Regions from separate parts of the Mus musculus genome. Here region 1 is linked to region 2. A link is a loop called in an ENCODE intact Hi-C map of the cell type or tissue named here. Cell type or tissue: heart. All regions are shown on one strand. Links, peaks and the distances in the headings refer to the core of each region. The heading gives the core; the rest is flanking DNA. Region 1 has its middle 4.2 kb from the start of Commd8. Region 2 has its middle 57 kb from the start of Commd8.

The links. Hi-C counts contacts between places; a loop is a spot of excess contacts. Peaks named below come from ENCODE experiments on the same cell type or tissue, not always from the same donor. Only the 100,000 strongest peaks of a DNase experiment are listed, where the experiment ranks them.
Region 1: a loop joins it to region 2, with 3 times the contacts of the local background. A loop is called at or near these places in 6 of 42 quality-filtered maps.

What each region holds. Positions count from the first base shown.
Region 1 is chr5:72,169,667-72,175,051 of GRCm38, forward strand. No RefSeq gene overlaps it. Among named protein-coding and RNA genes, the nearest start is that of Commd8, 4.2 kb to the left of the region's middle. In heart, for the core only: a CTCF peak has its summit at 3,136 (motif pointing right); a DNase peak (open chromatin) is centred at 585.
Region 2 is chr5:72,222,056-72,227,440 of GRCm38, forward strand. It overlaps the pseudogene Atp10d. Among named protein-coding and RNA genes, the nearest start is that of Commd8, 57 kb to the left of the region's middle. In heart, for the core only: a CTCF peak has its summit at 2,602; a DNase peak (open chromatin) is centred at 2,546; H3K27ac peaks cover 803 bases.

The DNA of each region.
Region 1 (5,385 bases), core at 276-5,275, 52 kb before region 2:
GTCTGTGTGTGTGTCTGTGTGTGTCTGTGTCTGTGTGTGTGGTGTGTGTAGGTTGAGGACAACTTATAGACATTGATTCCTTCCTTTTAGGGTCCTGGGGTCTGGACCCTAGTTTTCAGGCTTGCAAACAAACAAATGTTTTAAGTGCCCTGAAGCACTTTAAAACATTACCTGTCTGTTCTGATCCTACCTCAGCTAGGTGTATTTGCGTTTCTGTCACCCTAACTTTGTTTATAGTAAGGGCTTAAAATGCAGACTCTGGAGTTAAGTTTAAGTCCAGCTCTGTAAATCATTGGTAACTGTTATCGTCTGTATAGCAATGGCAAGCTAGTTCACGTCTCTGGCTGGTCTGCGTCTTCATCTCTCATTATTTAGAATGACCATGCAGACTTTACAGGGCTTGTTTTAAGTTCATACCTGTAAAGTTGTTTACATAAAGCACAGCCTAGCACCTAGAAAATGGTATGATTCCTTTCTAAGGAGACTTCTTCCCCTGCCTGTATATCGCCAAGATACATCCAGCCTGCCTTATGGGCCGTGCAGGCAATGCAGATGAAGGGTTGCAACTGGGAGATGTGAAAGAAGCCAGGGAAGCCTCAGTGCTGAGCAGAAGCTGGAACGCCAGCTTCCTCTTTAGAGAGCTTCTTTCTGGGGTCGTTTCCTTATTTTCTATTGTTCTTCCTGTTTTTGTTGTCTGTCATTTGGGGGTAGAGTTTCGTCCACAAAAAATCTCAAGTTCTTCCTCCCTCCTTTCCGTCCTTCTCCAATTTCTGACAGACATCTACAGTGCATACATATTTGACAAATTATGACTATATTGATCTCTTTTAATGTTTGCTTTCAAAGCAGCCAAATATGACCTGGAATATAGCTCGATGGCACAGTGCTTAAACAATAGCAAGGAAAGATTTAAAAAATTAAAAAACAAACAAACAAACAAACCCTAGCTGTGGTGGTCTGAATAGAAAGGGCCCCCATAGACTCAAGTGTTTGAAGGCTTGGCCCATAGAGAGTGACATTATTGGAAGGTGTGGTCTTGATGGAGAAGGTGTGTCACTGTGGCGTCGAACTTTTAGGTACCAAATGCTTACTTAAGCCAAGGCTCATTTCTTTTATAGCTGCCTTTGTATCAAGATGTAGAACTCTCAGCTCCTTCTCCAGTACCATGTTTGCCTGCATGCTGTCATGCTTCCTGCCATGACAATAATGGACTAAAGCTCTGAAACTGTAAGCCAGCCCCAATTAAATATTTTTCTTTATAAAAGTTGCTGTGGTCATGGTGTCTATTCACCACAGTAGAAACCCAAATTAAGACTCTAGCCAATTTTGTGTGTGTGTGTGAATTTACCCATCTCCTTCTCCCAATGTCTTACTAAAGGCATCCACTAATAACCATTTACACTGATGATATATTTTCCAATTTATTTTCTAGATCGTATTTGCAACAGAGTCTGCCTTCTGAGTTGTCAGTCACTAATGAATCAGAACCCCTTGCTTTCTATTATTCTAACATGACCAAGCCACTTGGTCATGAAAGTCTTCAGATAATATTATGGGGGACTCCCACTCCTTACACAGATTTCTGCGTGAGTCAGATTAATTTAATTATCTTACAAAGATACCAGGAAATGTTCAACACGTTCTCCATTTACTTCTCACTTACACAAAGGCTGGTCTGATTGTTTTTGTTCTCTACGTCCTCCAGGTTCTGTCCACTGAGGCCTTGCATAGAGAAAAAGGGCCAACGAAACATCACAGAGGAAAGTTCTATGTGCCTGACCTAGAAATGCTGCACACACTACTCCTACCTGCATCACATCAACAGAGTCCATCTCCATGGAGCTACCCAAGTACAATGGATGCTGACGGGAGAGTTTAGTTGTGCTTCCAGGGGAAAAAAAAAAGAACACAATTTGATTTTTAAAATATATGTGTGTTTGGTGTTTGTTTTGTTTTCTGTGGTTTTTTTTTATTTTGTTTTGGATGGGTTGGGGTGGGGAGATCAAATTTATTTGATGAAGGTAAGCATCATCCAAAAGAAAACGGATTGGAAAGATACTGTGTAAGGGGATCCTAGGAAGCCCCTGGAGCCAGATAGAGATCTCACAGTGGGCAAGGCACAGGCTCAGGACATGGAGAGGGCCTCAGACATTCAACACCACCACAACAAGTTCTTTATGGTGATACAACCATTGCTGTCCTCATGCCCTGCCACCAGCCTCTCGACTTCTCCCTCTGTCATCTTCTCACCCACTGTGACAAGGACATGACAGATTTCAGTCCCCGGAACAGTATCGTTCCTCATCAACACACAAAGGTCTTAGCTGTAACCTTCATAAGTTTCCTGGTCCTTGTCCTTGGTCACAGCATGGTCAGGACGCGCTCCAAGTCCAGCACATTCATCTCATCACTCTTGGAGCACCTTGGTAATCACAGCCCCCCCCCCTCTCCTCCTGGTCCTACCCCCACAACCTCCCTCACCACATTGCCCTCTCCTCTTCTTCTAGAGAAGGAAAACTCCCATGGGTACCCACCATGGGCACAGGATTTTACCATTACCCCTTTGGTTAAAGACCTGGAAGGACTCCTTGAATTCTAGAGTCTGGGCCTCAGTGAAATCACACCTCTTGACTGCTCAGCTCTGCGAGCAGGACCTCTTCCATAAAGATAATATTTCTAACTCAGGATTTATCAACACTGTTAACAACTACCAGTCAAATAAAACCCAGGCTCCAACAAACAGCATGTGCCTGCTATACACGTCTATAGACTCAAATTTATATGGGGAAACGACGAGAGGTCAGCGATCCGATCTAGCCCTTTTCACCATAGTCACCATAATCAGGTTAAATTAAAAACTGCAATTATATCCAGGCATGGTGGCACACTCCTTTAATGCCAGCACTCGAAAGCCAGAGGCAGGTGGATTTTTTTGAGTTCAAGACTATATAAAGTGAGTTCCAGGACATCCAAGGCTATGTAGAAAGACCCTGTTTCAAATAAATAAACGGAAATTCCAATTAATTAATTAATTAATGATAGACAGATAGATAGATAGATAGATAGATAGATAGATAGATAGATAGATAGATAGATACTATAATTCTGTCTAAGGTGGTGGCACTCTTTAGGTCAGCCACTAGGGGGTGCTAATTCCCATCTATTACAAGAAAGGGCAGTTCCACAGCTTTTTTCTAGTCCCCTTTGTTAATTTTATTATATCATCCAGAAGTGACTGACTCATTACAGACAAGTGCAGACAGGTTGAGAAACCAGAGCAGAACAGGACTGGAACATCCACCCCCTGGGGCGCTCCTTGATCAACAAGCTCTTTTGGGGAGCTGAATTCTAAGTCTGAACTGTGCTAGATGAACCTAAAACTGAGTGACATAAAATAGAGTCGTGCCCATGAGGACTTGTGATAATATGATGGGCACTTCCATGGATGCATCTGGTCCTCTTGATTAGGTAAGAAGGTTAGTTTCCGTGGCTTTTCGTCTTACTAGATGCTACATACTTATAATGACACCAGAGAAACTCCTGACCAGGCTTTAGGAGACAGCTAGAGCTTCAGAGGGTTCATCTGTGTGTTGCAATTGTTCCTGAATGGCAGTTAAATTTTTCTGACATCAGAAATAAGCTTTTGGGTTTGCCCAAATTCTGTGACTTCATGCTTTTTCTATCTGTGACCCTGACATTAGCTCTGTAGAGGTCCTGAAAAAAGTTCTAGAAACAAAGAATAGATATTAATTCTTTACTTGTTTTTTTTAGAATATTCTTTTTAATTAAAAAAAAATACTGTCTGTGAACTTTAACATTTATATTCTTCACTCAATCCGGTCTTTCAAGATATGCTGTGGCTTGAAGTCAACAGATTTTTTTTTCACCTTAATTAGATGTGTTGTAACACATATATAGAGTTAGTTGTAGTATAAATAAAATAATGCCCAATCACAAACTATTGAGAGGGAAAGGGCTTAAAGTTCAAATGCATTTAATTATTATCTTGTAACCACATGAGAGATTATGTTATATTGACATTGGCTCTAGCATATCAGAGAAGTTATTTATGGACTATTGTTGAAGATAAGGAAGACACTTGGTTTTATCCTCTCTCTATAAACCTAGACAGAGTTAGTCTCCTCTAAAAACCGTTTCCCAGAAATCTATGTATCATTCTATCCCAGTGAATGAGCCTGGTAAATTTAAAATCTCTGTCTTAGTTTTGGGAATTGATATTCAATTAAAGAATGTTAACACTTCCTATTGCCCTAGTTTTTTGTTTTAAAATATTCTTGTACCTTGAGGCCTGCGATCTTGCCTAAAGAGATCTTTGAATAGATACTTTGATTTTTAAAAAGCCTCTGGAGATAGTAATACACATCGGTTATATTTTATATCAGCATAGCACTAAAGAAATCAATTCTAAATGCTCCATAATCGTGCTGTTAAAAACATGTGAGTGATCTGCGATCCTAGCCTTAAGAGGTAACACACCTCATCTCCTAAGGGGTCGTCCTTCTTGGAGATGGCGTGTCAAGGGCTCAGTCAGTCTTTCTGCAATAGTTCTGTGAATATGAGACTACCTTACTCTGTTGTCGCCTCCTTGTGACCACTGCTCCCAGAGCCTCCACATCTGTGAGCTGTTAGGATTCCAGCCAGAGATCCTTAATCAAGGAAGCACTGAAGTCAACCAGGGGCTTTTTGAGTGATTGATTTTTTTTTCCATTCAATCTGCTACACTTCGGGCTTTTTAAGATGCATTATAATTTACATGCCATGCAACCAATCATTTCTAAAATCGTTTGGTGAGGCTGAGTAAACGTATATAATAATGTAATAAAAAAAATTCAACCAGACACTAGGCAGATGCCAACAAGAGCCTGCTTACAGGAGCCTGATATGGCTGTCTCCTGCAAGGCTCTGCCAGTGCCTGGCAAATACAGAAGTGGATGCTCACAGTCATCCATTGGACGGAGCACAAGGTCTCCAATGAAGGAGCCAGAGAAATACCCAGGGAGCTGAAGGGGTTTGAAGCCCCATAGAAGGAACATCAATATGAACTAACCAGTACCCTCAGAGATCCTTGGAACTATACCACCAATCAAAGAAAACACATGGTGGAACTTGTGGCTCTAGTTATATATGTAGCAGAGGATGGCCTAGTCGGTCATCAACGGGAGGAGAGGCCCTTGGTCCTATGAAGGCTCTATGCCCCAGTATAGGAGAATGCCAGACCAGGAATGGGAGTGGGTGGGTTGGGGGAGGGGGAATAGGGGATTTTCAGAGGGGAAACTAGGAAAGGGGATAACATTTGAAATGTAAATTAAAAAGAATCTAGTAAAAAAAGAGAAAAAAATTGAGTTAAATGATGTTGCTGTGTCC
Region 2 (5,385 bases), core at 76-5,075:
ATCTCCCCCGCCCCCACTCCTTTTCCATTTTCCTTTGGCAAAGGGCAGATCCCCCATGGATAACAACCAAACATGGAATGTCAGGTTATAATAAGATCAGGCCCCTCACCTCGTGTTAAGGCTGAGTGAGGAAACCCTGCTCCCAAAAGCAGGCAATAGAGTCAGAGACAGTCCTCCGCTCCCTCTGTCCGAAAGGACAGGATTTCTAACAATTTCTCTTTCTCTTTATTTTATTTCTTTTACTTTCAAGAGTGTACTTACATCACTTCCCCCATTTTCTCTCTCAAAATGCTCAAGTATATCCCTCCTTGCTCTTTTTAAAATTCATGGCCTCATTTTTTTAAAAAATTAATTTCCAAGAATGTCTAAAGGGTTCTTAATGGGATTTTGTATTATGCACTTATGAAAAGAGGTGTTCTTTGCATTAACAATTATGAGATATAAGTGAAAAATATCAAAGATGCTCTATATCCTGCAGTATCAAATATTCACCCCAATTTAATTTCTTACATAAAAATAAGCAAGCACACTCATCTTATTTAGTATGCAAATTGCCTGTTTTAAAATGAATTTCTTAGCATCTATTATCCATAAATGTTTGATTTGCATACCTGTTTTATGTACTAGTGTACCTGGGGTTTCATAAAAAGTTTCCTGAAGGGAGAAAGGTTTGTGAATGGAAGTTTAAGAAGGCCTGCTTTACATTAAGTGACCTCCAGAATGTAGCCATTACTCCTTGGTTTAGGCATCACTTAATGAAACGTTCATGAATGTTTATACTTACAATACCACTATGAGACTCTGTTCTGAGCATTGATGTTTCTCTACTTGGCTGAAAGTTTCAAAGGCTCTGTCTTGGCTATGGTGGGAAAGTGCTGGGTACGCCTATGCCCTTTGGCCCTGCTGGCATCTTTAGCATCTAAGAGTCCAGTGTGTGCATCCATCAGACTAGGAATGTGGCTCTCTCCACTCCCACAGATAATTTCAGTTCAGTGTGGAGCTAGTGACTGCCAGAGTATGTATTTCAACACATTGTTGAATGTTGAAACCAACACTATAATGATGAAAGAGGGAGAAAGAACAGGAACGGTCCATCTGTGGAGCTAGGAGCAAGGGCATGGAGTGTTTGTAGAGCCTTTGTTTGCAGCAACGTGTGCATCTATGTCAGGTTGAGTCTCAGAGTTGGCATTGAACCAGAAGAAACTTGATAGATTCCTGGTCACTCTGTCCATATCAGTTACTTTTACATCACTGTGGCCAAAAGACCTGTCAAAAACAACCCATAGGGAGCTGGTGAGATGGCTCAGCGGAGTAAGAGCACCCGACTGCTCTTCTGAAGGTCCTGAGTTCAAGTCCCAGCAACCACATGAAATTTAAAAAAAAAAACAAAAACCCACAGGAGGAATGATGAATTCTCACGGTCTCAATGAGGGCAGAGACATAGTGCCGCTGAAACTGGGGCCAGGGTAGAAACTTCCAAATACACTCCTGGTGACCTCAACCTCCTATAGGCTCCATAATCCCCCCCAAGTAGCACCACAAATTGTGGATACAGGCTCAAAGGATATTGGAGATATTTCATATTCAGACGACAAATCTGGCCGGTGCAGGAAGACTTCAGTTTTAAACTGGGAATTCAGAACATCCCTACTGGTCTGCTAATTAGTTCCAAACACTTTGTTCTTCTCCTTAGTCCCCTGAAAGCCCATTCTCTTCATCATGCTCAAGTTCTCAGATCCAATTATCACGTATTTTTAAAAAACTAATATTGGTTGACATTGACTCTACAGTCTATAGCTTCCACTCACATGTGCTTTAGTGCTCTCTCTCTCTCTCTCTCTCACACACACACACACACACACACACACACACACTCACACACACACACACACACACACAAAATCAGAGAGCTAGCTTACATAACTTGACAAGGCACCTCAGGATCTTGGGGAAAAAAAGCCAAATCCACAACAATAGATAGAAAAAAAAAGTGATTAAGACCAAGGTAGGAATTAATGAAATGGAAATGAAGAAAATAATATAAGAAATCAATGAATCAAATAATTGGTTCTTTGAAACATAAATTAGACCAGTAATTGTAGCCAAACAAGAGAGAGAGAGAGAGAGAGAGAGAGAGAGAGAGAGGAGACAAATTAAGAGAATTGAAGGGAAGAAGGTGTGTGTTGCCGATAGACACTAAGAAATTCAGGAAAACTTTAGGACATAAACTAAAGACATATTCCACTAAAGTGGAAAAGTCTGAAAGAAATGAATGAATGTCTCAAAATATATAGCCTACCAGGTTAAAACAAGATGAAACAGGCAACTTACATAGACTTGTAACCAGGAATGAAATCCAGTTTTCGCTTTTATTGTAAGACAAGGGTTTGCTAAGTTATTCAGGGTGACCTTGAATTTGTAATCCTCCTGCCTTAGCTCTCTCAGTATCTGCGGTCCGGTCCCAGGCCTGTGCCCCCAGGTCCAGTTCCCATCTGTCAGTTTTGAGAAGTTAGTGCTGGTGAGATGGAGTTATTCTGTTTCTGAGCTGCTGGGCAGTCAAGAGCGGAGTGGCAGGGGGAGGCAGTGTTGAGCAATGGGTCAGCCCCAAGTCCATAGCCAAGAAAATTCCTTGAGAAAGAGAAGGGGTACAATACACGAGAGGATGCAGAGCCTCTAAGGGAGGTTTAAGGATATTAGAAAGGCACAGAGAAAAGCTGGCACTGATATACATTGGCAGCGAAATGTTTTCCAGTCAGTATGCCATTATTTCTCTGAAACTGGGTGACTTAGGGGAAGATATGGTTCTTGCCTGGCTGCCTGCCATGCAAACCTTTCTGCTTGAACCAAGTGTTTATTTTTGTTAGGGCGAGGGTGTTAGTCGGACGTACCATGAATTACCAGAAGTTAACACCCACCCCCACCCCCCACCCCGCATTTGTTCCAGGTTTCTTTAATCTTATGTTTACATTGTCAAGAAATTGCTTTGAAATTTAAAGGGTCAAGTGGTATTTAGATGGTTGCACAAGGGTGTGGACACCAGACAGACAGGCTGTGTTCTATCTTAGTAAGAGGTTAATTGCAAACGCAAACTTCCCACCAGAAAGTGCAGAGTGGTGGTAGCAAGTCCCACCAAGGTCAGCTTTCTAAAGATAAGTATGAGACTTGCCACGCCCCCTTCCCCACCCCCGCCCCTTGCTTGTACACGAAAGCTCTTAGTGTTGTGTTAGTTATTTTGCTCTGCAATGTTGATTAATTTGTGAAGCCTTGTCTCACTTCCTTATTCTACGGCGGAGTTCTGGCTTCTCTATGAACGTTACTCAGGGTACACTTCATTGCATGTTGAAGCTTAAAAGAAAAAAAAAAAAAAACCCAAACAAACAAACCAAAAAACCTAAGCTTCCCTCCCCCCACCACCTACCTCCCACCGTGGGTTTCTCTTCTATAACAGCCCTGGCTGTTCTAGAACTCATTTTGTAGACCAGGCTGGCTTCAAACTCACAGAGATCCACCTGCCTCTGTCTTTTAAATGCTGGGATTAAAAGTGTGAGCCACCACACCCGGCTAAGCTGCTCTTATGACAGGTAAAAACCAGGCTTTCCTAACCCATTTCAGGTACAGACATTTAAATGCCGTGTTGGAAATAGTATTATTTTGGCTAGTCGCTTTTCATAGTCTTCTCTTGCGTAGGTGATTTAGATAGGATCCCAAGGACAGATCCAATGTAGCAAAAACATTCCTCCTACCGTGTGTACAAAACTGATAAGTCTGCTTTTCTTATGGGGTAGATATTATAACAGCACTCAAGGTTCCGAGGCAAAGACATGCCCTTTGAGGCTGTGTTCCTATTGTTAACAGTGGCTTTGAGCCAGGCCTTAGATTGTAGGCTTGTTGTCTTAGCTATGCAGGGGGCTGAGGCAGGAGTATAGCAAGGGTTAAGCCCTGCCGGGGGCTACAGATGAATTTAAAGCCGGCCTGGCAACTTGTTTAGACTCTGTTGCAAAATGAAATCACAAAGAAACAGATAGGGCTATAGCACAGCGGTGAGATGCGTGCTTAGGATGTGTGCAGGGTGTGCATAGCCCGAGGCTATGGTCCCCCAGGACTGCAAAGGAAACGAAGGAGTGTGTGCATGCTTGTACTCTCGTGTATTCTCATGGCTTTGTTTCAGGTGAAGGTTTAAAGAGATCTAATGGATTTACAGTCACTTATTTGTGACTCAGTGTGTTCTCTGTAAATGGGAGAACAACCCAATGTCACATAGCTGTCCTATCTTGGAGTGTGTAGGGCCCAATGCATAGTGAACAAAGGTACTGCCAAGAGTGGGTTGTTCAAATACTGATCTCAAGCATGAGGGGAGTCAGAACAGAGCTGCCCATGTTGGTGGGTGATGACTGAGGGTTTCATAATCATAAAAGCTGAGTCTAATTCTAATGTCCTTAGGGGAGAATGATGAACTTCTGATTAGTATAGAACTTCAGAAAAATGAATTAGTACTCATTATAAGGTCAGAATGATGCTTACGAAGGAAACCATCTTAAATAATCTTTTTTTTTGAAAAATTATTTATTTCTATTTCATTTGCATTTAGTTCACCTTTTCCATGCTCATATGTCTGTGTGAGGATGTCGGATCCTCTGGAACTGGAGCTACAGGCAGCTGTGAGCTGCCTTGTGGGTACTGGCATTTGAACCGAGGAAGAGCAGTCAGTGCTCATTGAGAGCCCCTGAGCCATCTCTCCAGCCCCTTAAATAACCTTCTTAATACCAATATTGCCATAATTATGCTTTGACACCAGGAGTGCATTTAAATATGTACATGCCTAGCAGGTCACTTAGACCTTCAGCTCTTGGAGAGTCGGGGCTAGGTCTTTACCGTGTCTGCATTTCTAGCTTAGTGCAGTATCAGCATGTATCTATAGATGCCCACCTCAGAGTTCATTCTGTCACGATGACTAAGACAACACATTACAGATTTCCTAAGTGAGAAACTTAGGTGGTCGATACCAACATGTAAATAATAACACTGATAAATCAAGACAGAAACCAAGGCCCCTGGATTTCTTTTGCAGCATAATCCATGGCATGCTCATTACCTAGTGTGTGAATTTGGGGGGACTTTCCCCAACCGTAGGTCCTCGTGTCAGGTCCTCTAAATACACAGGCAAATGAGGTACAAAGTCAATGAGCCCTTGTTTCAGGAAGATGTGATTTGAATCAGCTGCTTCTACTCATGCTACAGAATTGATGGCATTTAAAAATATGTTTATTTTATTTTTACGTATGTATATGTGTGTGTACGCATACATGGAAGCAAAGGGACTTGCACACATTAAAGCAAAAGTGGTTGCCTTGTAGGGACTGTCTTTTGTTGCTTAGCTCACCAGAT